Regions from separate parts of the Homo sapiens genome. Here region 1 is linked to region 2. A link is a loop called in an ENCODE intact Hi-C map of the cell type or tissue named here. Cell type or tissue: endothelial cell of umbilical vein. All regions are shown on one strand. Links, peaks and the distances in the headings refer to the core of each region. The heading gives the core; the rest is flanking DNA.

Region 1 (13,205 bases), core at 2,546-10,545, 52 kb after region 2:
GCTAGATTGGGGAAGTTCTCCTGGATAATATCCTGCAGAGTGTTTTCCAACTTGGTTCCATTCTCCCCGTCACTTTCATGTACACCAATCAGACGTAGATTTGGTCTTTCACATAGTCCCATATTTCTTGGAGGCTTTGCTCATTTCTTTTTATTCTTTTTTCTCTAAACTTCCCTTCTCGCTTCATTTCATTCATTTCATTTTCCATCACTGATACCCTTTCTTCCAGTTGATCGCATGTGCTCCTGAGGCTTCTGCATTCTTCACGTAGTTCTCGAGTCTTGGCTTTTAGCTCCATCAGGTCCTTTAAGCACTTCTCTGTATTGGTTATTCTAGTTATACATTCTTCTAAATTTTTTTCAAAGTTTTCGACTTCTTTGCCTTTGGTTTGAATTTCCTCCTGTAGCTCGGAGTAGTTTGATCGTCTGAAGCCTTCTTCTCTCAACTCGTCAAAGTCATTCTCCGTCCAGCTTTGTTCCGTTGCTGGTGAGGAACTGCGATCCTTTGGAGGAGGAGAGGTGCTCTGCTTTTTAGAGTTTCCAGTTTTTCTGCTCTGTTTTTTCCCCATCTTTGTGGTTTTATGTACTTTTGGTCTTTGATGATGGTGATGTACAGATGGGTTTTTGGTGTGGATGTCCTTTCTGTTTGTTAATTTGCCTTCTAACAGACAGGACCCTCAGCTGCAGGTCTGTTGGAGTTTGCTAGAGGTCCACTCCAGACCCTGTTTGCCTGGGTATCAGCCGCGGTGTCTGCAGAACAGCGGATTTTTGTGAACAGCGAATGCTGCTGTCTGATCGTTCCTCTGAAAGTTTTGTCTCAGAGGAGTACCTGGCTGTGTGAGGTGTCAGTCTGCCCCTACTTGGGGGTGCCTCCCAGTTAGGCTGCTTGGGGGTCAGGGGTCAGGGACCCACTTGAGGAGGCAGTCTGCCCATTCACAGATCTCCAGCTGCGCACTGGGAGAACCACTGCTCTCTTCAAAGCTGTCAGACAGGGACATTTAAGACTGCAGAGGTTACTGCTGTCTTTTTGTTTGTCTGTGCCCTGCCCCCAGAGGTGCAGCCTACAGAGGCAGGCAGGCCTCCTTGAGCTGTGGTGGGCTCCACCCAGTTGGAGCTTCCTGGCTGCTTTGTTTACCTAAGCAAGCATGGGCAATGGCGGGCACCCCTCCCCCAGCCTCGCTGCTGCCTTGCAGTTTGATCTCAGACTGCTGTGCTAGCAATCAGCGAGACTCTGTGGGCATAGGACCCTCTGAGCCAGGTGCGGGGTATAATCTCCTGGTGCGCCATTTCCTAAGCCCATCGGAGAAGCACAGTATTTGGGTGGGAGTGACCCGATTTTCTAGGTGCCGTCAGTCACCCCTTTCCTTGACCAGGAAAGGGAACTCCCGAGTGAGGCAATGCCTCGCCCTGCTTGAGCTCACGCATGGTGCAGCTGCACCCACTGTCCTGCGCCCACTGTCTGGCACTCCCTAGTGAGATGAACCCAGTACCTGAGATGGAAATGCAGAAATCACCCATCTTCTGCGTCGCTCACGCTGGGAGCTGTAGACTGGAGCTGTTCCTATTCCCAATATCTGTATTTTAATGTTTAATCATGAATTTTATATTATCTTTGTCAATAGCAGTATGTCATGTCAGATCAGCCATAAATTTAAATCCTTTTCCAATGTATTTATATGAGGCACTCTTTTTCATTAACTTGTTTATTAAAGGCTATTTATTACTTCTATTTGTACTTTATCTTTTCCTCTTACTAAATTTATGCTTTAGGAATGATCTGTTTTCTGTTAGAATTTTTTTTTCATTTTTAACATCAGAATAATATATATTTGTTTATTTCATTGATAAACTTTACCAGTTTTATTTCATATTCCATTATTTTTAATCACAATTTAAAAGAATTAAAGAGCAGGTACAGTTTATATAAATGCTAATCAGGAATCTGTTAATCTTCACTTATGGAAATGTTCCCAAATTTTTTCCAAGCTGAAAATACGAGCATCTCCTCAAACTAGCTTCCTTTCACCAGTGTCCCACAGATGCTCACATCAATACAATCTGACACAAGGAAAAAAGTCACATAGGAAAAGTTATAGGGGAAAGAACCTGGAAAGTATTCTTACCAAATACACTTAAAATAGCTTATTTTTGCAGAGATTTAAAAAAGTAATATTTTGCTTGGTGCTTACTTGAGCCTTGGAAGAGAATGAAGAAGTGAAGGGCCCAGAAGCTGAAATTCTGATGGCATTACAGTTGATTTGCCTTTGCAGCATTCCTTCACTGATTCCCCATCTTAAAAGACAGCATTATCCCAAGACAGATAGAGCCACCTTAGTGATTACTTTTTCTGTCTCTGACCAGCTATCAGGTCATGTTAATATATTAGTTATCTGGATTGCTGGATTACCTCCTTACTTGTATCGTTACTATTAAAAAAAATTGCATCAGACAAGTTAAACAGTCAAGGAAGATTTTATTCAAGACTATTGCCATAGAGGAGATAGATTGAACTCAGCTAAAACAAAAGGCAGGAAATTTACTAGCACTTATAAGAGTTTATATGTAAGAGTGCCAGTCAAAAAGCACTAGAGTATATTAGGAGGAGGTTAGTCAATGTGGTTAGGTCATCTGTGTTTGCTAATAAGTACTTATTGAAGTTAAGATTTTACCCTCCCACAGAGACTGGCAGAGAGAGGGGTAATGATCTCTGAATAATTATATTTCAAAGGGATGGCTCTCAGGTTCTTGAGAAAGACATTCCTGGCTGTATAAGATTTGTATCTCAAGGATCAGAGAAAGAATTTATAACTGCAAGATTTCCAAAGTAAATGCCCTAAAAATAGAGAGGTCACTGGCCTAAAGTCAAGAATAAACTTGTCGAAAGTTAGTCAAGCTGAGAGGAGAGTTAAGGCTCTCTGGTCATTATATCCCTGACCCTACCTGTAAGATAAAGTCTGTTTTCCTTGGCACCCCATATGGCTATTTTATGATGGAATTCTGCCTACCTCTTTAACACATTGCTTCTCATCATCTTATCAGTTGTGTTGGTTCAGACACTTTCACTTCCATTTCTTTCTTACTATTCCTCTGCTTACAGTCATCAGTGCTCCTTCTTACAACCTAAGCCAACCCTTTAATGGCTCTTAAAGTCTTCTACCATTTTCACATCACTTCTGCTTATGTTTCCCTGGCCAAAGCAAATCACAGAATTCTGTTTTGCCTCAAAAGAACAGAATGTGCAATTCTATCATGTACTTGCAAGAAGGTAAAATCAGGATATTAGATGAGCAGCATTAAGGACAGTCACAGAAAATCCTCAGTGGTCACCCCTGAACTATGCTAGTGCTGACTTAAGAATGGTTATTTTAAGAATGATTTTTTTTATGTGAAGCTAGTATTCAGTTCTTGTGCATCAGAATGACCAAACTAGTTGCAAAATATTGAAATTTAAAAATATCAATTGCAAAATTGTCAGTGCCTTGACCTACAGAGCTACATCCTCTGTTTGCAGGTCATCATTGCTGTCACCCACACTCCTTACATTTTCCTATGATGCTTAATTGCAGCATTTACAGAGTGTCCTTCAGAACCTTCTCCTGGTCCTACCATAGGTCTCCATTTTGATAGGTTGGTGCCCATATTGTAATGTTTAAATATTTTGAATATTACCCAGCCTCTGTTGTAACAAATGTTATTATAATGTCTACATGTCTATTTTTCTCACTAGATTTCGAATTTCTTGAGGGCTTGGATTATATCTTTCATTTCATTATTTCTGGTGCTTAGTAGAGTGCTTACACATAGGAGTTGCTTAATAAATGATTACTGCATTGAAATAAAAATGAATATCCACCCGATACATCTCTTCATTGAGGAACAAACAGAACAGGTTTAATAAGAACATGAGACTCTACGGATCAGAACACATTTGCCAACATTGAGGGATGTTAACATTTGAAGTAACTGAAGGATATCTTGGAATCTCCACTTTTGTGAGTCTCTATAAGAAGGTGAAACAGTTATTTCTCTGGGATGGTTATACTGTGGTTTCACTTTATGTCCAGGAAATTGCCTATTATGGATCCTGGAGATTTCTTCCAGGCCTATAGAGAAATATAAAAACAATTTTGTAGCATTAGGATAATTCTGATTTGTTTTAAATGCATATTGTGATGCAATTGGGAGCCTAGAAATAAAAATAGATTCTTTATAATCCATCCTGAATTGCTATAGTGGTGAAGAACAAAACCAGAAAATGGTATTAAATCATGTTGGGATTACTTACAAGGATTGAAGAGCTCTAAAGCCCTTATGGGTTTATTGATGAAAGACAGTATGCTTTCTCACACAAAAGTGAAAACTTTAGAGAAACCAGAGGATTTGAGGCTTTACCTGAAGTAGTCATGGACATAAATGTTCTTTTTCTTTCAGTCCATTTGAACTAAGTGAGAAAGAAAGAAATACATGTTAATGCTTTTCACATCCTCTCAGAGTTTCAGCGGCTCTAACTTCTTCAGGGAGCTCCAGGAAACAAGGAAACTCCCTATCCTATCATTGCTACTTTGGCAGCAGTTGAGGGAGAACAATTTATCTTAAATATAGTCTAGTGGCGGTGGGGGGAGGAACCTCGTACTGGTATGAGTACAGCAATTCCGTCAGGAATTGGGGCTATTATTTGAGAAATACCACAAGGAAGAGAAACATATAACAGTATTCATTATTCAGAATCTGAGGGCCTTTCAGGTTTATTATGAGACCATCCTGAGCAGAGGCTGTGCTGTGGACCTACACATCTGCTGATGGATGATCATACAAGCAGATCCTGCAGACCACCCCAAGATGAGCAGATATTAAGTTCAAGGACTAAAGCTTGTTTGGGAAATTTTCAGGGTGGAGCTTGGATTTGGGGGTTGGAAAGACAAGTGTCAGTGTTGAGAGAGAGGAAAAGAAGATTAAGCTCAAGGAATTTCTGGTGAGTTCTACCTAAATATTTACTTCCAGGTTTACCTTGTACTGTTCATCCTCCTTATAGTACCCTTGCTTTAGGCTCCCCAAAATAATCCTATGTGGCATCAGTTACAAGAATTCCTCTGGAATTTGATTTCCTTTTGACGCTTTCTCACTATTATTGCCTGTCCACATCTGTACTCTTGGGTGAGAAAATGCATTGGTAATTTCTGTCTCCCTTTCCTTAAAATATAAGTATTTAAATAAAAACCAAAAAAATGGACATCTATTGAATAACAAATGTAAAAGGCCATTTTTACTTAGTATCTCAACCACCTCTAAAGAATGAATTTAATATTTAATCTTTGTCTTCTTTCTCTCCCTCTGACTTCTGCTTGTCTCAGGCTGTTCAGAATGGGGCCTGGTTTGGGCTGGGTTCTGAGGCTAAGGCAGTTGTTAGACTGGGCTGAGCATGATATCAGGTTATGGGGTGGATATGATACAAGTGGGAGTTGAAGCAGAGATGAAAGATCAACAGAAACCAAACCGAACAGACCTCAGCCATCAAGCTGCCTGAATGTACAGTTTTAAGGTAAGTACTATTGATAGTTCTGAAAGAAGCTAAATGTTCCTACACTGATTTGAACTAAGTGAGTCTGCTTTTTTTGTTCTGCCTGCCAGGCTTGGAATATGTGGCTCAAGTGATTTATAAAATAGAACTAACTTGGTTTAAAAATGCTGTGCTTGTTACATGTAGTTTGATTTTCTGATATCAGGGTGTCCAGGGTCAAGGCAGACAGCTGTGCAGGATGCTCACCGCCCACTCCAAGGGTTGCTGTTTGCAGTGACTGCAATGGGAACAGTATCCCTTGGGGTTACACACTTCAGATGCCCAGGTTATTACTTCCCTATGTAGGGTCCCTTGCTAGTCATGTCTATGAACTATAGGTATGGCAGATTGTAACTAGGCCTACCTAAACAATGGCTTACTCTGAATATTTACCAAAATTTGCATTTTTTGTATAGAACACCACCTTAAAATGTCTATGTTAATTTTACTGACATCCCTGCCACTTTGGATTTCTTTGAGGAGGGGCTGGGGTAAGGCTGAATTAAATACTACCCCACAGTGCACTGTAGCATGTCTTTTTGCTTATCTTTTTCCAATTCCTTTTCCCAAGAGTAAGACGAAAATCCTTCTTTAAGTGTAATCTTTTTGAAAAGAGAAGTACCTTGTCAGGAATTGATAGTAATCTTTCAGTAAGTTTAGGCAAAATACACAGAACCCCATCTAGCTTTTAATTTAAAAGTATATTTGGTTTTTGGAAATGCAAAGATTGGTCATGTTATGATAATGACATTTACTAAGCTCTTATGATTCACTACTAAAACAAAGAATTATGAGTGGTTAACCTCTTAGTAGGATTATTGTATAAATAAAACTTTCAAACTGAAACAATACAAAGTTTGTGTTCTTGTCTTTTCATTGTGGGATATCTAAGCCTTTTATATTAACAATTAACAATATCATATCAACATTATGATTAATCTAAATTCCGATGTGAGCTAATGTCCTTCCCTACAAACCAGAGTGCTTTGGGACCAACTGTTATTGTTATCTTGCTATTTCTGACAAATACTTTTGAATAATTCCCTGTGGCACCATGGAAATATGCAACTCTGATCGCTTTATTCAGGATTATTCACACTTCTGTGATGCATTTCCTTTATGTTACAGATAGAAGAGCAAAAAACAAATATCTTTGGGGACTAAGATGAGTTATTGACCTCATTTGGTCAGCCTCAGGGGATCTCATTTGGTTTCCAATGTGCTATACCATTATGTCCAGATATATGAGGTATACAAAGAGTAAAAAACATGCTTTAACTGTCTCATAATCTCACTTTCTAGTACTGTATTCTTCTTGCTAGGCTTGGCACAGTAGCAGGTGCTGCAGCCAACACAGTCAGGTCTCTATACTCAGAGGCCTTTGACGGGCTGGGGAATGTTCTCTCTGGTTGATGTTACACAGATCATTTTAGGTCTCCTCTGATTGGGGTGGGGTAAGAATGAGCACTAGTACTTTCTACTTATTTCTACCTATGTTCTGCATGTGTTTCCCTATGGGTTAGGTAACTGGATTGTCCCCCAACTTTAAGAACACACATGGCCTGTGAATTATTGAAATTCAGACAAGCTTTTGTTCTTTCCAGTTTGGGAACTTGTCCTATGTGTATACTATTTAAGAACAGGGAAAAACATTTTTAGAAGGCAAACATGAATTTTTATATATCAGCCCTGACTCTTTCTTTCTCTGCAACTTCTGTTGATGCTTATCCTCTCTTGACTCTATCAGTAGGTATGTATGGGGCAGTGATTAAGGCTGTGGAGTTTTGCATTCAAGTAGACATGAGTTCCAACACGTCCCTCCACTTAGCAACTTCATGACCTTGGATAATGTACTTAACTGAGGAAGTCTAAGTTTTCTAATGTGTACAACTGAGAGTTATGAGTGCATATTTAATAAAGTAAACTTGACAATTATGATATAAATATAATGATTAACCTAAGCCCCCATATTATATAAGCACTCATTAAATGGTAATTCTTACTGTTGTCTTCCAAAGCCTGAGCAAAGGGAAATGTGAGTCAAACTTTGCCTTTGAGGGTAGAAATTCCATACCTAGTCGATATATTCCCATTATCTTTCCTTCTCAAGGATTAAGGTCAACTTCGTTGGCTTTCTTCCATTTCCTTTTCTCATTTTCTTTATTTTGATGATTCCCATTGGCTTTGCCCTGTGACCTGACCCATTGTATCAACTGGGTCCTTTTGCAGCAAACAACAGGATCTGGGCTAGTGGATAGGATGAGGCAAGGCAGGCACTTACTTAGGCACAGGAGTCCCCCAAAACGCAGCAATCAAGAGAAACAAGTTTTTAATGTCTTGTGCTAATAAGTTAAAAACTAAGGCAAAAAAGATAGGTGATGAACAAAATTATCAAATTTTATTTTAAATAAAGAGACCATCTGACTTTACATTTGTATGATTTAGCATCAATTAACCTCGTCCTAATCCTAGCACTAGCAGACAATTCTTTCCTCTATTTTAAAAATAAGTCAAACTGTGTAAAAATGATTTTTTAAATTTTTTTTATTATACTAAGTTTTAGGGTACATGTGCACAACATGCAGGTTTGTTACATATGTATACATGTGTCATGTTGGTGTGCTGCACCCATTAACTCTTCATTTAACATTAGGTATATCTCCTAATGCTATCCCTCCTCCCTGCCCCCACCCCACAACAGGCCCCAGTGTGTGATGTTCCCCTTCCTGTGTCCATGTGTTCTCATTGTTCAATTCCTACCTATGAGTGAGAACATGCAGTGTTTGGTTTCTTGTCCTTGCAATAGTTTGCTGAGAATGATGATTTCCAGCTTCATCCATGTCCCTACAAAGGACATGAACTCATCATTTTTTATGGCTGTATAGTATTCCACGGTGTATATGTGCCACATTTTCTTAATCCAGTCTCTCATTGTTGGACATCTGGGTTGGTTCCAAGTCTTCGCTATTGTGAATAGTGCCGCAATAAACATACGTGTGCATGTGTCTTTATAGCAGCATGAAAAACAATTGTTTAAGGCCATGTCAGCTATACTCACACTCCAAATGCAAATTATAAGCACTACTATTATTTTTCTCATCAGCCCTCCAACGGCTGGAACTGTGGCCCTTCCAGTTTCTTCCTCCTGATAAGAAGGCTTACTCTTCCTGAGATATATGGCTACTAGCTCTCAGGTTACTGTGCTGCTTATCCTTGGTACTTCCTTAACATACCATAACCTCCCCCAGACCATTCCATTGTCTCCTAAGAACCATGTTTTTTCATTACTGCTCCTGTATTCTACCAGAGGCAGAGGACAATAGGGGAGATATGAGCGGTGGACAGAAACTACAGAAAGCTGGCACAAGTTTGGGAAACACATCTACACTGGGAGGTATAAACACATCCTCTTTACACTTGGTTTCTTTATTCTCACACACTTCCAAATAGCATGCTTTTGCCATACTGCTGGAGGAGTAGCTTGCCCATCCCTTTCCCTGGCTTGAGTTTCTCCTGCCCTCTTTCTTTCTTTGGTGGAGCTCTGGATTCTGGGTACACAGTGTAATCATCACAATTGCTGTTTCTTGCCAGCTGTCCCTTGTTTGGTGCATGCCAGGTCTGAGAATCGAACTCCTTCCAAGGACAGTAAGGTAACAGCTTTTTGTTGTTGCTGCCATCTCTCACCCTTTTCTTCTCCTGTAGAACAGCACATACTTCTCCATCTCCAACCAAATGTTTCCCACAGTCAAGCACTAGTTTTGGTACACAATGTAATCAGTAGATGCTCTTTTGGAGGGATTTCTCTATGTAACAGTGCTTTGTGCAGGGTTTTCTTATTTTCATGTTTAGGATTGTTTATTTATTTGCTCCCAGAAGAGCCATTACTAGTCAAGACCATGTGAACATTATATAATTCTTGATATTTATTTATGTTGTCTTTCAGATTAAAAAATGATTTTGTCCAAGTTATTAATCAGATGTTACAAAACCATTTATTGAATGATCTTGGACTTTCCCAATTATTTCTTTAAGAGAGATAATTCCAGATTCACATACAGTTGTAAAAAATATGTAAAAAAAATATGCAGAGAGATCCAGTGCACCCTTTATTCACTTTCCTCCAGTGGTCTTTTCCTCTTGCAGAACTGTAGTAGAATATCTCAACCAGGATATTTTCACTGATACAGCAGAGATACAGAACATTTTGGTCACCACAAGGATACTTTCTATTGTATTTTTATAGCTCCTCTCTCTTCCCTCCTATGTCTACTCTCTCCTTTGTTGGCAACCACTCATCAGTTTTCCATTTCTATAATTTGGTCATCTTCAGAATGTTAAATAAATAGAATTATATAGTTTGTAACCTTTTGAAGCTGACATTTTTTTCACTCAGCCTATGCCCTTGAGATCCATCTAGGTTGTTGTGTTTATCAGTAGTTCATTCTTTTGTATTGCCGAATAGTATTCCATGGTGTGTAAGTACCACTTTGCTTAACTGTTCACCCTGAAGAAGATCTGGGTTGTTTTCTTTTTGGCTATCATGAGTAAAGCTGTAAATATTCATGTACAGGTTTTTGTGTAAACAGAATTTTTCATTTATCTGGGATAAATGCCTAAGCGTGTATTTGCTGGATTGTATGGTATTTGCATGTTAATTCAAATAAACTACCAAACTGTATTGCAGAGGGGCTGTACCATTTTCCATTTTCACAAACAATTTATAAATGAGCTGGTTTCTCTTTAATGTCATCAGCATTTGGTGTTGGCACTACTTTAAATTTTTGTTTTGCTAGATATCTGGTGATATCTAATTGTGGTTTTAATTTGTATTTCCTCAATGGCTAATGATGTTAAACATTTTTCTTATGTGATTCTTTGCCTTCTATATACCCTCTTAGTGAAATGTCTCTTCATATAGTTTATCCATTTCAAATTGGATTGTTTACTATTTGAATGTTGAGTTTTGAGAGTTCTTTATATATTCTAGATGCTAGTGCTTTGTGAGATACATGGTTTTCACATATTTTCTCAGTCTATAATTTGTCTTTCCATCCTTTTAACAAGATCTTTCACAGAGCAAATTTTTTTATTGTGAAATTAATTTAGCAATCTTTTCTTAAATAGACTGGGTTTTTAGTGTCAAATCTAAGAATTTTTTCCATAGTTCTAGATCCAAAGAGTTTTTTCTTATGTTATTTCCTAAAACATTTTTACTTTTGTACATTTAAGCCTGTGATCCATTTTAATTTTTCAAATCAAATGTGACTTAGGCCAAAGTTCTTTTCCCCACTTATAGATGTCCAATTGCTTCAGTACTACTTTTTAAAAAAGCTATATTTCCTCGATTGTATTGCTTTTGTACCTTTGTAAAAAATCAGTTGGAAATATGTAATATGTGTGGGTTTATTTCTGGATTCTCTATCCTATTCCATTGATCCATGTGTCTCTTCCTCTGCCAGTACCACTCAGTATTGATTACTGTAGCTATCTAACTCTTGAAATTGGGTAGACAGATCCCTCTCACTTTATTCTTCTTTTTCAGAATAGTTTTTAGCTGTCCTAGTTCCTTTACCTTTCCATGTAAATATTGAAATAATCTGTCTGTATCTATAAGAAATCTTGCTGGGGTTTTGACAGGAGTTACATTAAGCTGATAAATCAATTTAGGGAAAACATGGGATATCTCTCCTATTTAAGTCTTTAATTTCTTTAATCAGTATTTCATAGTTTTCAGCATGCAAATCCTGTACATGTTTTGTCATATTTACACTTTGTATTACATTTTTAGCAGCTGTAAATAGTAATGTATTTTCAGTGTGGGTGTCCACATATTAATTGTGAGTATATACAAATACAATTGATTTTGTGTGCTTATCTTTTATCCTGAGATCTTGTTCATTCACTTTTTACTTCTGGGAGGTTTCTGTAGATATCTTGGGGTATTTTACACAGCCAGTAATATCATCTGCAAATAGGGCAGTTTTTTTTCTTACTTTTCAATCTGTATGCCTATTATCTCCTTTATTTGCCTTATAGTACTAGCTAGAACCTCCAGCACTATACTGAATAAGAACAGTGAGGACAGACATACTTCCTTGCCTTGTTCTTGATCTTAAGTGGAAAGCATTCAGTCTTTTACCATTAAGTATAATGTTAGCTGAAGACTTTCTGTAGATGCTTATTACCAAATTTAAGAAATTCTCTTCTATTAGCATTTTTCTAAGAGTTTTTATGACGAAAAAATTTGTCAAATGCATTTTAGGCAACAATATAATCATGTGACGTTTCTTCTTTAGCCTGTTGATGTGAAGGATTGTATAAACTGATTTTCAAATCTTAAACTGGCCTGCATACCTGGCATAAACCCTGCTTTGTCATGGTGTCTGATTCGTTTCACACATTGCTGGACTCTATTTGTTAGTATTTTGTTAAGGATATTTCTGTTTATATTCATGAGGAATAAGAGTCTGTAGTTTTCTTTGTACTGTCTTTTTTCTGGTTTTCATATCAGGGCAATACTACACTAGTTTCATAAAATGAATTGGAAAGTCTTCCATCTTCAATTTTCTGGAAGAGATTGTATGAATTGCTCCCCTCCTCCTCCCTCCCTTCCTCCCTTCCTTCTTCCCTTCCTTCCTCCCTTCCTTCCTCCCTCCCTTCCGTCCTTCTTTCTTTCCTTCCCTTCTTCCTCTTCCTTCTTTTTTTTCTTCTTTCTTTCAGTCAAATTTAGCAGTGGGGGGTTGTATACCAACTTTAATGCCATCAATGTTAATAAATTCTGATAACTCATTACCATACGACCAGCTTAATTCTTCTTTAAATGTTTGAATTTTCTAGTGAAATCATTTGAGCCAACAGATTTCTTTTTTGGAAACTTTAAAATTATGAATTCAATTTTCTTAATAGTTATAGGGCTATTCAAATTATGTGTTTATGTTTGTGCGTACGTAGTAGCTTGTGTTTTTTGTGGAACTGGTCCATGTCTTTTGAGATATCGTATTGATGTGTGAAGAATTATTCATAATATTTCCTTGATATCCTTTTTTAAATTTATTTTTAATGGGCAAACAATAGTTGTATATATTTCTGGGGTACAATGTAATGTTTTGATATATGGAGCTTGATATATTTATCCTTCTATCATTACATAATGTCCCTCTCTGTCACTTATAATTTTCTTTATTTCAAAAGTCTACTTTTCTGATATTAATATAGCCCATCTTGCTTTATTTTAAGCTTTGCATGATATATGTTTTTAATACTTTTACTTTTAACCTACCTATATATATATTTTCAAAGTGAGTTTCTTAAAGACAATATATAGTTTTTATATTTTATTCCATGCTGACAGTTTTTAATTGATGTATTTAGACCATTTATTTTTGATGTACTCATTGATATGTCAGAGCTAAATCTGCCATTTTATTTTTTGCTTTTCTATTTTTTTCTACCTCCCTGTGGCTTAAATTTTTTTTTTATTTTTTTTATTTTTATTTTTTATTTTTGAGACAGCATCTCACTCTGTCACTCAGGCTGGAGTGCAGTGGCCTGATCACGGTTCACTGCAGGCTCGAACTCCTGGGCTCAAGCAATCTTTGTATTTCAGCCTCCAGAGTAGCTGGAACTACAGGCACATGCTACCACACCAG
Region 2 (13,205 bases), core at 2,188-10,187:
CACAGTAATAACCTTAAATTACATGTGTGACAGCAATCCTACCCATGTGTGAAACAGCCTTAGGATTAGGGTAGAGAAGATTCTTACTGGAATCTGGATCTTGAAACTTTCCCACTTTTTTCCCCCCTGCTGGATGTAGCCAAGGTAGTTTCAAAAATTCACCTCTGGTTATGGGATACATCAGCTCCTGGGTTGTATTCACAATAAGCTCTATGAGTATAGTTTGACTCCTGCTTTTTAGCTTGGGAATTTCAGAAAATCTAAATAAAGAGCTCTGAGAAAAAATTATATGGAAAAAACAATTATATAGGAGATGAGAAACAGTGTAGCATGGTGGGTGGAATATCAGATGTCAAGAAACCTGAGTTGTAGCTCTGATTCACTTCTGACCAATCTGGTTCCTTCCTAAACCTCTCTGAGGGAGAATTGTCCATTGTAAAACACGATGGTCATTGATGCGCCTCTGGTGGCACCCTGAGGCTCCAGGAAACAATTTTAAAATGAGTGGGTCGGGCTGGTGCGGTGGCTCTTGCCTGTAATCCCAACACTTTGGGAGGCCGAGGCAGGCTGATCACCTGAGCTCAGGAGTTCGAGACCAACCTGACCAACATATAGTGAAACCCTGTCTCTACTAAAAATGCAAAAATTAGCTGGGCATAGTGTTGCATGCCTGTAGTCCCAGCTACTTGGGAAGCTGAGGCAGGAGAATTGCTTGAATCTAGGAGACAGAGGTTGCAGTGAGCCGAGATTGTGCCACTGCACTTCAGCCTGGGTGACAGCGAGATTCCATCTCTCAAAAAAAAAAAAAAAAAAAAAATGGGTTAGGTGACTTCTTATGGTTTTTTTTCTAGCTTCTCCAAGCCTGTTAGGTTTGAGTACACCTTCCTATTAGAATTTAAAACTGAGATTCATCAGGGCAACTCTTTCATCAATGAGAGATACTTCTGGATCATATTAACCCTTGTTTCTTGACGTATCTCTTACAAGGAATCTTATGACTTGAACTCCTGCCAGAAATTCTGAAATTTAAATTTCTCCAAGTTATTTAATGAGTGGTTAGTATTTTATCTTTCTGAAGAGCAAACTCCTTTTCCTCCTGGATGTACATAAAGAGGGGAGGTTGACATTCCTGTTTGCCTGAGGAATGACTGTTTTGTGGAAAGTAGGATGGGGATTTCAGGAGTTCAGGACCTTCTTGGCTGAACGCCTTGTCTCATGCCTCTCCAAGACAGTCCTGAGTAGGCTAAGTAGGCATTTCCTTGGGGTTTCCCTTTATCTGGTGGCAGCTTCTGATATCTTGGGTCTGTCATCTTCTCAAACTGTCTTACTTTTTTACTTCTTCTATTTCCTGTCCAGTGTCAGCAACTCTCACCTCTTTATTTTTTATTTTATTTTTTGAGATGGAGTTTCACTCTTGTTGCCCAGGGCTGGAGTGCAAGGGCATGATTTCGGCTCACTGCAACCTCCACATCCCGGATTCAAGCGATTCTCCTGCCTCAGCCTCCCGAGTAGCTGGGATTACAGGCATGCACCACCATGCCTGGCTAATTTTGTATTTTTAGTAGAGACGGGGTTTCGCCATGTTGACCAGGCTGGTTTTGAACCCTCTGACCTCAGGCGATCCACCCACCTCCGCCCGCCAAAGTGCTGGGATTACAGGCATGAGCCTCTACACCCAGCCAGCATCTCTCAGCTCTTAAAGTCCCCTCATTCCTCATGACTTACCCAGAGGACAATCTGTGGCAGAGCCCTAGCTACTTCCTCTAAGACAAACTGCTTTTCCCCACCCCCATAGCTCTTTCAGTCAATGGTTCTTCCAAATAGCAGCTCTTTTAAGGACACTGCTGTGAGTCTTCTAGATTAGCTTTAGGGAAGCAAATCTGCATAAATACTCACTATCATCATTGTAACTGCCCCCTCAGCAACTTTCTACTTTTCTCCAAGGTAGAGAAATGGTCTGTTGATTTTTGCTTTAGCTCAGGGTTTATTCTCAGGCACACAGAGGATTCCAGGACGCTACGATTCTCATTTTGTTGGGGATAATTCAAGAATCCGGGGAGCCTGGCAAAACCCTCCTGTTTATATTTACTTCCTTGGGTACAGCAGCACATAACGAATCAAGACTCAGAAACAGCTCTGGGCTTCTCATAGTTCCCTGAGTTAATTATGCAAAGTAAACTCTAATAAAGATCGTGGGTTATACACATAAAAGAGGCTTAAATCCATGCTTCATTTAAGCTCATTGTGATGAGCAGATATTTGGTAGCTTGCTGCCTTTTCTCTGTGGGCTAACAGATTAGAGTTTACTTTAGGGTAGCATAATTTCTTCTTCAAGGGAAGCCAGTTAAATGCTAAAAAAAATCACTTTCTGAGGGGTTACTAGTGAGTTGGACTTTGGACCTTTGTGTGTGTGTGTGTGTGTCTGTAGTTTTCGTTGTCTAATCCTTCAAAGCTGAGAATTGGGAGGGCTTCTTATTAGGGATACATCTGTAGCAGGGGACGATACGGCCTACAGATAAATGTCTCCTCTATCTGTGGTGCATGGGTAAGCCTTTTCTGAAGCCATTAGACTATGACCCAATTTTTTCTGAAAAGGAGTCTAATTCAAAATCATAGCGCTGATGGAAAGATTAGGAAATATAATTTGACATAATTTTGCTGGCTTGGTGGGCAGATTAACTACATTGTTAAAGAACTTAATTCTTGTTCTTGAAGGACCCTTGATGTCAGGCACTGTCTTCCCTATTTCTGCTCATTTTTAGACCTTAATGTCTTCAAGGTACAGGCTCTGCGTTAATCCTGAGGAATGTGGGAACTGAGTTTCAGGAGCCTTATCTGCACCAGCAGGTGGAGTCTGGGATCCTGCCACAAATAAGTGGGGGCGAGGGAAGAACTCAACTTCTGACATGCTACAAAGCATTTCTGAGCTGTGATATCTGATTGGCACCCTACCTCCTAATCTCTCCCAGGTGTCAGGCAGTGTCAGGATCTGGGTTACTTTATTCTAATATTTCAGAGGCATACTATGATTCAGAACTCATTATCATTTCTAAAAGCCAGACTTATGGTTTAAAAAAATAGTAATATTGATAACGGCTCAGTTTGATTTAGCACACACACTTAGCACCATGTAGAGTGTACTTTTCAAACATTTTATGTGGATTTATCTCATTTTATTCTCACAACAATTCTAATAAAGTATTTTTATCATCTGCATTTTGCAGTTCAGAAAATAGAAGCTTTGAAATGTTAAGTAACTTGCCTGAGTTTACACAGCCTGTAAGTTGCAGAACCAGAATTTGAAGCCATACTCTCTGACTCTAAAACATGCATTTTAACCACACCTCTAGTTGTGTGTTACATTATAGTTTTCCTGTGTAAAGACCCAGGTGAGAACCTCTTAAAACCAGATAAATCTTGTTCTGACATCTGGTTTGTTTACATCTGAGGGAAACACTACAAACTTTAGGCATATTTTTTTATGTGTATGTGTGCATGCGCCAATATTAAAAGTTGGCTTTATGTATCTTCCCTTTGGACTGATTTTCCCATTTGCTAATTTTAATTGTGTGGTATGTATCTCAGGGTCTTGATTAGAGCAATACTTGCTGCTGCTACCCCTCTCACTGGCTTTACACGGGAGAAGTTTATGTTTCACTCACATAATCATTCAGTGCTAGTGTTCCCGGCTGGTGGGCTGTCTTCCTCAGGATGATTCAGGGATTTAGACTTCCTTCATTGCATGGCTTTGCCTTCCCTCTGCATAGTCCTCGCATTCAGCTGCGAGAGAGGATAGAGTAGGCACACTTGCTTCTTAAGCAACTTGGCTCAAAGTGGCATGCGTTACTCTGTTTGGCAAAAACCATTCACATGACATCACTTAAGGGAGGACGACTAAGGAATGTGATCCTTGGCTTGCCATCTGCTTCTTGGCAACAGCTACATACTATGAATGGGGGAACCAGAATCTTTGATGGACAACCTGCTATCTCTGCTATGTTTGATGACATATAGATGTCCTTTTGTAAAAAGCTTGGATATAAGTAAATAGTAAAGAAAAGGGCCTGGAAATAGCTTAGCAGCTGCAAACCTGAAACTAGTATGCCTGTATGAAATCCTAGAAAGCTTTGTGTCTCTTGGGCCAAAGTCTTTGGATGCATTTGTACAGTTTATGAGACTGGGCTTCTATCTTGATATGTGATTAAGTTTAACCTTCCAGTCTGGGTCCTGCCAGACAATCTGCTTGTCACTAGATGCCCCATACCTAGGGTGCCAGACTATAGTCCCTGCCCTTACATCTGCTGGCTAGGATCCTCCTCCCAAGCTGGTGGAGTACGCAGAACCATGAAGCTGACACAGCACCTGACTTTGAGCATGGCCAGTGCTTGGAGACTTGATGTCAGAAATCTCTATTGATTTCTGGGACCAAGTTTCCACTGGTAGCCCCTAATTTACAGTGAGTTTTTATTTGTGGGTATACCAACTGGATTTATTAGCTGGTGGCTTTGACCCAGAACAGTGAGAATAATCTGCTTCGTATGTTCAGCTAACTAGCAGGTTTCTGCCTGCATCTGGTTTGGCAGATGGTCACCAGTGAGGTACAGCTTCATTTTCTATATTCCTATATTCCCCTTCCTCTTTCCTGGCTATTCTGAATTTAGCCTCAGCCCCATCGAGTGCTCAGTCCCAAATAGAGAATTTATGTAAGCCCGACTGTCATTTCACACTTCATGTACTCCTTTCCTTCATTATTAATACTTTGTCATATTCTTGATAACCGCAGCTGATTATAACCCTGCAACCTTACTAACTCTAGAGCTGGTCATGCCTTGTGAATGTCCATATTCACCAGTCTTTGCTTCCCATATTCCACAAACCCAGACAGATACTCATAGATCAGAGGAGGAACACACATCGTAAGTCACATCACTCAGCACAGGAAAGTGGCCCAGGCCCGTCTGAGAAATGTGTCTTAAGTTTCGCCTTCTGGTAGCAACTCAGTATTCTCGGCATGACAATCTCGGACAGTAGATAAATCAAGTTCACTTAACCTTTTCGCATACTTAAGATCCCCAGTGACATGGCATTAACAATCATGTATGCCTGGACACATGATTTATATTTCCCCCACCTTGCAAAAAAGAAGGCAAAAACGAATAAGAGAACCTAAACTGTGTTATACATTTTTTTTAAGGCAGAATGTTTGAGCCAGCAAACAAAAATTCTTGCTTTAGTTAAAGAGCATAAAGGAAATGTTCACTGAAGAGAGCTTTTCTTTTCAATTGCTATCCTGCAGTACAGGGCACTACTTGGGTGGTATTTATGCCTCTGGGTAGGGGACAAGTACACAGAGGCTCCTCCTTTGTTCTGCTTGTACCTCTTTTTTTTTCTGCTTTGTCCTTTTCTCACACAGGGCAGTATCACAAAAGCAAATGTTTATTGCTCAGAAAGGCAGGACTTTGTTCTAGGGTTCAATGCACTATATGCTTGTGTGGACACCAAACAAATTTCTTCAGTATCTAGACTTGGGTTGATTCAATAATTAAAAATGATAACAATGACAACACCAATAGATTAGTATTGGGTCACATGGCTTCTTTCGGATCTTGTAGGAGACTTCCATAGGAAAAAAAGAACCCTGCATGGCTGAGAAATTTATTTTCCCTGAGTTCCACTTATCAATTGTAGCTGCTTTGCCAAGCATACTGAATGATGCCTTTTGGTGCCTTATGTAGCACATAGAGTGTTATTTAATGTTTAGAATTTGCATGATTTTAGTAGGAATTATGATTTCCATTTCATCACAGAGTTCACCATTCCACTGAGCTGGTTCACATTTATCCAGGGTCTAGGAGTATTTTGTTTTGTGATCTTTCATTTAAGGGGTTTGACTAAAGTGGGTGTTTCATTGAACCCTATGCTGTATAAGGTCTTGAGATGTTAAAGGTGGTAGAAATAGTGAAATTAATACTTATTGGACAGCTACTTTCTGCCAGGCACTTTACTTGTGTCTTAGTTCAATTAATATTCATGGCCACCTTTTGAGTAAGGCAGTAGCTTCCACTATACAAATGAATGGACTAATATTGTGTAAAAAGCCCCTGTATACTTAACAGTATGTAGAACACAGTCTCTGAATCCCATTTCTGGAATTTTCGTCCCTTCAGCCTCCTAGCTCTCAAGGTTTATAGGAACTGCAAGCAGTGGCATGCCAATGCTTGTTGAATGAAACCCAGCAATAGGTACCAGTAATGAAACAAAAATTTCATTTTCAAACTAGGGAACATGACTATGTTCTTTTTCTTCTTTCCTTGAACAAAACACCCACTGATTTCAAGGGCACTTTTGTACCCATAAAAATTCTTGAGGTAATCTATTAGTACTTGATTACTAGTTTTATATATATATGAAATCATGTTTTTCTATTTTAATGTGCCCATGGTATAATAGGGATAGGTGGTAATTTTGCTATTTAATATAGTCATGTTTATGCAGTACATTGGAATGCATGCTGAGTTTTGCAGTTGAAAACAACTAAGGCTGACATAAATACTAGGAACGTGGAGATTTACCTGTTAGTATACTACCAATACTGCTATTTCTATCTTTCACAAAAAGGTGTGTGTGTTTAGAATCATACAAATTCTAAATATTAAAAACTACAATTTATATATACTACATACATACTCAGATACTTATAAATACCTGACATATATTCTATTCACTTATACTTTCTGAGAAGCTATGAAGCTATGAAGGTAATAGTTCGACACAGTGGAACTACTGTCATCGTAAGATATGAAAAGCAGCAGGAGATAAGTGGTCTTGTTATTGACTGAAGTAAAGTAGAATGACCCTGTGATTCGGATCTGATTGACTTAACTACTTCATTACATATCGACAGTGTCAGAAGGCCATCATAAAACAATCATTTGCCTTAAAAATGTCGTTACTTTATAAAGGCACGACTCCAGTCTTATCAGAATGTCACAGCAGAAGCCTTGGCAACAGTATTTGTTGACTGGCAGGAAGCCCATCTGTAAGCCAGTGATATGGGGATCTGGCATCTGTGGAATGTGATTTTATTTCACCGAGAATAAAGAAGCTGTAGCCTTGGAAATGATGAACACCGAATTTGTCTGCTGGGGGGATTGTGACTGTTGTGCCTTTCTTTTCTCTTAATCGGCTTCCACCGGAACCAAGAAAGGATCTGTTTCCTATAACTCGGGTGAAGAGAATTGGGGGTGGGGCTGACAAAAGCATTCAAAACAGGGATTCTTAACCTTTTTGATACTTTAACCCCTTTGCAGGCAGTTGAAGTTTGTGAATGCCTTCTCAGTATGTTTTAAATGCATAAAATAAAAAATGTACGTTTTTAAGGGAAACCAATTAAATTGAAATGCAAATATAAAAGTATGTAAAAAATAAATTTGTACTGAAGAAATATAAGTGCTCCTTGATTAATGAAACATTGATAAGTGTAAAACACCATTTAAGATTGGCAAGAGCAGTAAGTAATATGGAAATATAAGTAATTTCTATTAGTGACAAACTCACAGGTAATGCTGACACTACTGTGGTTTGTTACCTAAGTTCATAATTGAGGAAAAGTGCACGTTACACTTAAAGGTTAGGGAAAATGGAATTTTTTCCATCTACATGTACAAACCCTTGATTTCTATTCACAGATTCTTTGGGGGTGTCTACGGACATGAGGTTAAGGAAATCTGCTTCAGAATGGGCAAGGAGGGATTTGGCTGAAACAGCCAAATATTTCAAGATAAAATTTTTCAATATAAAAGTGAAATGATCCAATACTGCTGTGATACAGCAATATTCATAAAATAAGAATAAATGTGTCACTATTCTTCATGATTTTTAGATATCTCTTTTAGGATCTGATATTGAATTTGTAAAGAAATATTTAACTACAGTTGAGCAATTCTGATTGTTTTAGTTTCTTTATAAGGTTGGATTCAAGAAAAATTAGTTTGGTGGTTTTTATTAAACTCCATATCTGACACAATTCTAATTAAAAATGTTCTTGCTATTATTTATGTATTCATTTATCTACATACACACATAGAAAAGTATCTAGAATGATGTTCACCAATAGCTAGGGATGATTAATATTGAGTAAAGATTTGGGAGTTTATTTTTCTTTTTTCTTTTTGCATTTAAAAAATTTTATTTTTTTTAACTTTTATTTTAGGTTTAGGGGTGCATGTGAAGGTTTGTTACATAAGTAAACTTGTAATTTCATCAACCAGGCATTAAGCTCAGTACCCAATAGTTATCTTTTCTTCTCTCTTCCCTCTTCCCAATCTCCCCACTCAATTATACCACAGTATCTGTTATTTCCTTCATTGTGCTCATAAGTTCTTATTATTTAGCTCCCACTTATAAGTGAGAACATGTGGTACTTGGTTTTCTGTTCCTGTATTAGTTTGCTCAGGATAATAGTCTCCTGCTCCATCCATGTTCTGGCAAAAAACATGCTCTTGTTTCTTTTTCATGGCTGCATAGTATCCATGGTGTATATGTACCACATTTTCTTTATCCAAGCTGTTGTTGATGGGCATTTAGGTTGATTCCATGTCTTTGCTATGATGAATAGTGCTGCAATGAACATTCACGTGCATGTGGCTTTAGGTAGAATGATTTATATTTCTCTGAGTATATGCACATTCCTTTTTTTCCCACAATCTCACCAGCATCTGTTATTTTTTGGCTTTTTAGTAATAAGCATTCTCACTGGTGTGAGAAGGTATCTTATCGTGGTTTTCATGATGTTGAGCTTTGTTTCATATGCTTGTTGGCTGCATGTATGACTTCTGTTGAGAAGTCTCTATTCATGTCCTTTGCCCACTTCTTAATGGTGTTGTTCGTTTTTCTCTTGGAAATCTGATATCGATTTTTCCTAGGCATGAACATGGGATGTTTCTTCATTGTGTGTCTTCTCTTTTTTCTTTGAGTGCTATTGTATAATTCTTATTGTACAGATCTTTCACCTCACTGTTAGTTGCATTCTGAGGTATTTTACTCTTTCATGGCAGTTGTGAATGGGATTGACTTCCTGATTTGGCTCTGGGTTTGGCTGTTGTTGGTGTATAGAATGCTAGTGTTTTTTGTACATTGATTTTGTATCCTGCAACATGCCTGAAGTAGTTTATCAGCTGGAGGAGCTTTTGCATTGAGTCTATGGGATTTTCTAGATATATTAACGGAGATAGTTTGACTTCCTCTTTTCCTATTTGGATGCCATTTATTTCTTTCTGTTGCCTGATTGCTCTGGCTAGGACTTCCAATACTATGTTGAATAGGAGTGGTGAGAGAGGCCATCCTTGTCTTGTGCTGGTTTTCAAAGGAAATGCTTCCAGTTTTTGCCCATTCAGTATGATACTGGCTGTGGGCTTGTCATAAATAGCTCCCATTATTTTGAGATACCTTCCATCAATATCTAGTTTATTGAGAGTTTTTAGCATGAAGGAGTGTTGAATTTTATTGAAACCTTTTCTGTGTCTGTTGAGATAATCACGTGGTTTTGGTCTTCAGTTCTCTTTATATGATGAATCTCCTTTATTGATTTGTGTATGTTGAACCAACCTTGCATCCCGGGGATGAGGCCTACTTGATCATTGTGGATTAGCTTTTTGATGTGCTGCTGGGATTCAGTTTGTGAGTATTTTGTTGAGGATTTTTACATGAATGTTCAGCAAGGATATTGGCCTGAAGTTTTCTTTTTTTGTTGTATCTCTGCCAAGTTTTGGTATCAGGATGATGCTGGCCTCACACAATGAGTTGGTGAGGAGTCCTTCCTCCTCAGTTTTTTGGAGTGGTCTCTGTAGGAATGCTACCAGTACTTCTTTGAACATCTGGTAGAATTCGACTGAACCCATCAGGTCCCAAGACTTTTCTTGGTTGTTGGGCTATTTATTACTGATTCAAATTCAGAGCTCGTTATTGGTCTGTTCATGAAATCAGTTTCTTTCTGGTTCAGTCTTGGAAGGGTGTATGTGTCCAGGAATTTATTCATCTCTTCTAGATTTTCTAGTTTGTGTGCATAGAGGTGTTCATAGTAGTTTTTGATGGTTGTTTTTATTTCTGTGGGGTCAGTAGTAACATTCTCTTGTCATTTCTAATTGTGTTTATTTGGATAGTCTCTTTTCCTCCTTTATTACTCTAGTTAGTGGCCTATTTTATTAGTTTTTTCAAAAAACCAACTTTTGGATTTATTGATTTTCTGAACTTTTTTTGGTGTCTCAATTTCCTTCAGTTCAATTCTGATTTTTGATTATTTCTCATCTTCCGCTAGCTTTTGGGTTGATTTATTCTTGCTTCTCTAATTCTTTCAGTTGTGATGTTAAGTTGTTAATCTGAGATCTTTCTAACTTTGTGATGTGAGCATTTAGTGCTAAGAATTTTACTAACATTGCCTTAGCCGTGTCCCAGAGATTCTGATATGTTTTATCTTTGTTCTCATTAGTTTAAAAAAACTTTTGATTTCTGCCTTAATTTCATTATTTACCCAAAAGTCATTCAAGAGCACGTTGTTTAATTTCTATGTGTTTGCATGGTTTTGAGCAATTTTCTTAGTCTTGACTTCTATTTTTATTATGGTGTGGTCTTAAGTGTGTGTGTGTTATAATTTTTTTTAACATTTGTTGAGGATAGTTTTATGTCCAATTATGTGGTCGATTTTAGAATATGTGCCATATGGCAATGAGAAGAATGTATATTCTGTTGTTGTGGGGTGGAGTGTTCTGTAAAGGCCTACCATATCTATTTGGTTCAATGTTGAGTTTAGGTCCTGAATGTCTTTGTTAGTTTTCTTCCTTGACGATGTGTCTAATACTGTCAGTGGAGTGCTGAAGTTTCCCATTATTATTGTGTGGGAGTCTATGTCTCTTTGTAGTTCTCTAATAACTTACTTTATGAATCTGGGTGTTCCTCTGTTGGGTGCATCTATATTTAGGATAGTTAGGTCTTCTCGTTGAATTGAATCCTTTACTATTATGTAATGCCCTTCTTTGTCTTTTTTATTTTTGATTTTTGTTGGCTTGAAATCTGTTTTGTCTGAAATTAGTATTGCAACCCCTGGTGTTTTCTGTTTTCCATTTACTTGATAGATTTTCCTCCATCCCTTTATTTTGAGCCTATGAGTGTCACTACATGTGAGATGGGTCTCTTGAAGATGGCATAGCATTGTCCAGCTTTCCATTTTTATCCAGCTTTCCACTCTGTACCATTTAAGTGGGGCATTTAGCCCATTTACATTCAAGGTTAGTATCAATATGTGTGGATTTGATCCTGTCATTGTGTTGTCAGCTGGTTATTATGTTGGCTTATTTATGTGGTTGCTTTACAGTGACACTGATCTGTATGTTTAAGTATTTTCTTGTATTAGCTGGTAGCAGTCTTTTTTTTCTACATTTAGTGCTCTTTTCAAGATCCCTTTTAAGGCAGGTCTGATGGTAATAAATTTGCTCAACATTTGCTTATCTGAAAAAGAACTTATTTTTCCTTCACTTAGGAAGCTGAGTTTTGCTCGACATGAAATTCTTAGTTGAAGACTTTTTTCCTTAAGAATGTTGAACATAGGACCCTGGTGTCTTCTGGCTTGTAGGGTTTCAGCTGAGAGGTTTGCTATTAGCCTGATGGGGTTCCCTTTGCTGATGACCTGCCCTTTCTCTGTCTGCCTTTAACATTCTTTTATTTTGATCTTGGAAAAGCTGATGATTATGTGCTTGGGGATGATCTTCTTTTGTAGAATCTTGCAGGAGTTCTCTGTATATCTTGAATTTGACTGTTGGCTTCTCTAGCAAGGTTGGGGATGTTTTCATGGACAATATGTATTTCATGGACAATGTGTTTTCATGGAAATATGTATTCCAAGTTGTTTGCTTTCTCCCCCTCCCTTTCAGGGATGACAGTGATTTGTAGATTTGATCTCTTTACATAATCGCCTACTTTTCAGAAGTTTTGTTCATTGCTTGAAATTCTTTTTTCTTTATTTTTGTCTATCTTATTTCAGAAAACCATTCTTCAGATTCTGAGATTCTTTCCTTAGCTTAGTTTATTTGGCTGTTAATACTTGTGATTGCATTGTGAAATTCTTGTATTGTGTTGTTTAGTTCTTTCTTGGTTCTTTCTTTTTTTCTTTTTTGAGACGGAATTTCACTCTTGTCACCCAGGCTGGAGTGCAATGGCATAATCTTGGCTCACTGTAACCTCCGCCTCCCGGGTTCAAGCAATTCTCCTGTCTCAATCTCCCGAGTAGCTGGGATTATAGGCGCCCACCACCATGCCCTGCTAATTTTTGTATTTTTAGTTACAGACGGGCTTTCACTATGTTGGTCAGGCTGGTCTTGAACTTCTGATCTCAGATGATCCACCCACCTTGGCCTCCCAAAGTGCTGGGATTCCAGGTGTAAGCCGTTGCACCTGGCCTGTGTTATTTAGTTCTGTCAGAACTGTTAGGTTCTTTTATATTCTGGCTCTTTAATCCTTCAGTTCCTGTTTCACCTTATTATGATTCTTAATTTCCTTGCATTGGGTTTTGCTGTCCTCCTGAATCTCATTATCTTTGTTCCTATTCATATTCTGTATTTTATGTCTGTCATTCCAGCCAGTTCAGCCTTATTAAGTCTTGTTGGAGAATGGGTGTGGTTGTTTGGAGGACATACAGCACTCTGGCCATTTGAGTTACTGGAGTTCTTGCATTGATTCTTTCTCATCTCTGGGTGTGGGTATTCCTTTAACTGCCATGTAGATTGAGTACAGTCAATAGGCTTCTTTTCTGGATGTTTTCACCAGGCTGAGACTTTGTGCAGGGTCTTTATTTGAAGCTGACATTTTTTCTCTGGTTTTAGAGGGGGGTATGTTACAAGTAAAGATTTTGGAGTTACAAGTAAAGAAAGAACAGAGAGCAGAGTAAGTGCTAATAGGGGGTAGGGCATTCTTTTCAAGAAGTGGGTGCTAAAGGATAGAGAACAATTATTTCTTGAGATGAGATCTAAGGCAGCATTGCCCTTAGACTTCGAAAACAGAAACCTCTGCCCTGGGCCCCTCAACTGTTCTGAGTACAAGGATACAGTGGTAAACACAGTTGATAAAGCCTTGGTATCCTGAAACCAGTCTGCCTTTTTCAGAATTGGTAGCAACAGCACAGCTTCTCTCAATGAGATACATAGTCAGGATAGAAA

The links. A loop is a pair of places that touch in the nucleus more often than their neighbours do. Peaks named below come from ENCODE experiments on the same cell type or tissue, not always from the same donor. Only the 100,000 strongest peaks of a DNase experiment are listed, where the experiment ranks them.
Region 1: it touches region 2 in a loop (3-fold over the local background); 2 of 110 quality-filtered maps call a loop at or near these places.

What each region holds. Positions count from the first base shown.
Region 1 is chr13:60,804,428-60,817,632 of GRCh38, forward strand. It overlaps the pseudogene RNY4P31. Among named protein-coding and RNA genes, the nearest start is that of LINC01442, 110 kb to the right of the region's middle. In endothelial cell of umbilical vein, for the core only: no CTCF peak of the experiment used is centred there; no DNase peak of the experiment used is centred there; H3K27ac peaks cover 465 bases.
Region 2 is chr13:60,752,664-60,765,868 of GRCh38, forward strand. No RefSeq gene overlaps it. Among named protein-coding and RNA genes, the nearest start is that of LINC00378, 86 kb to the left of the region's middle. In endothelial cell of umbilical vein, for the core only: no CTCF peak of the experiment used is centred there; DNase peaks (open chromatin) are centred at 2,858 and 7,018; H3K27ac peaks cover 1,546 bases.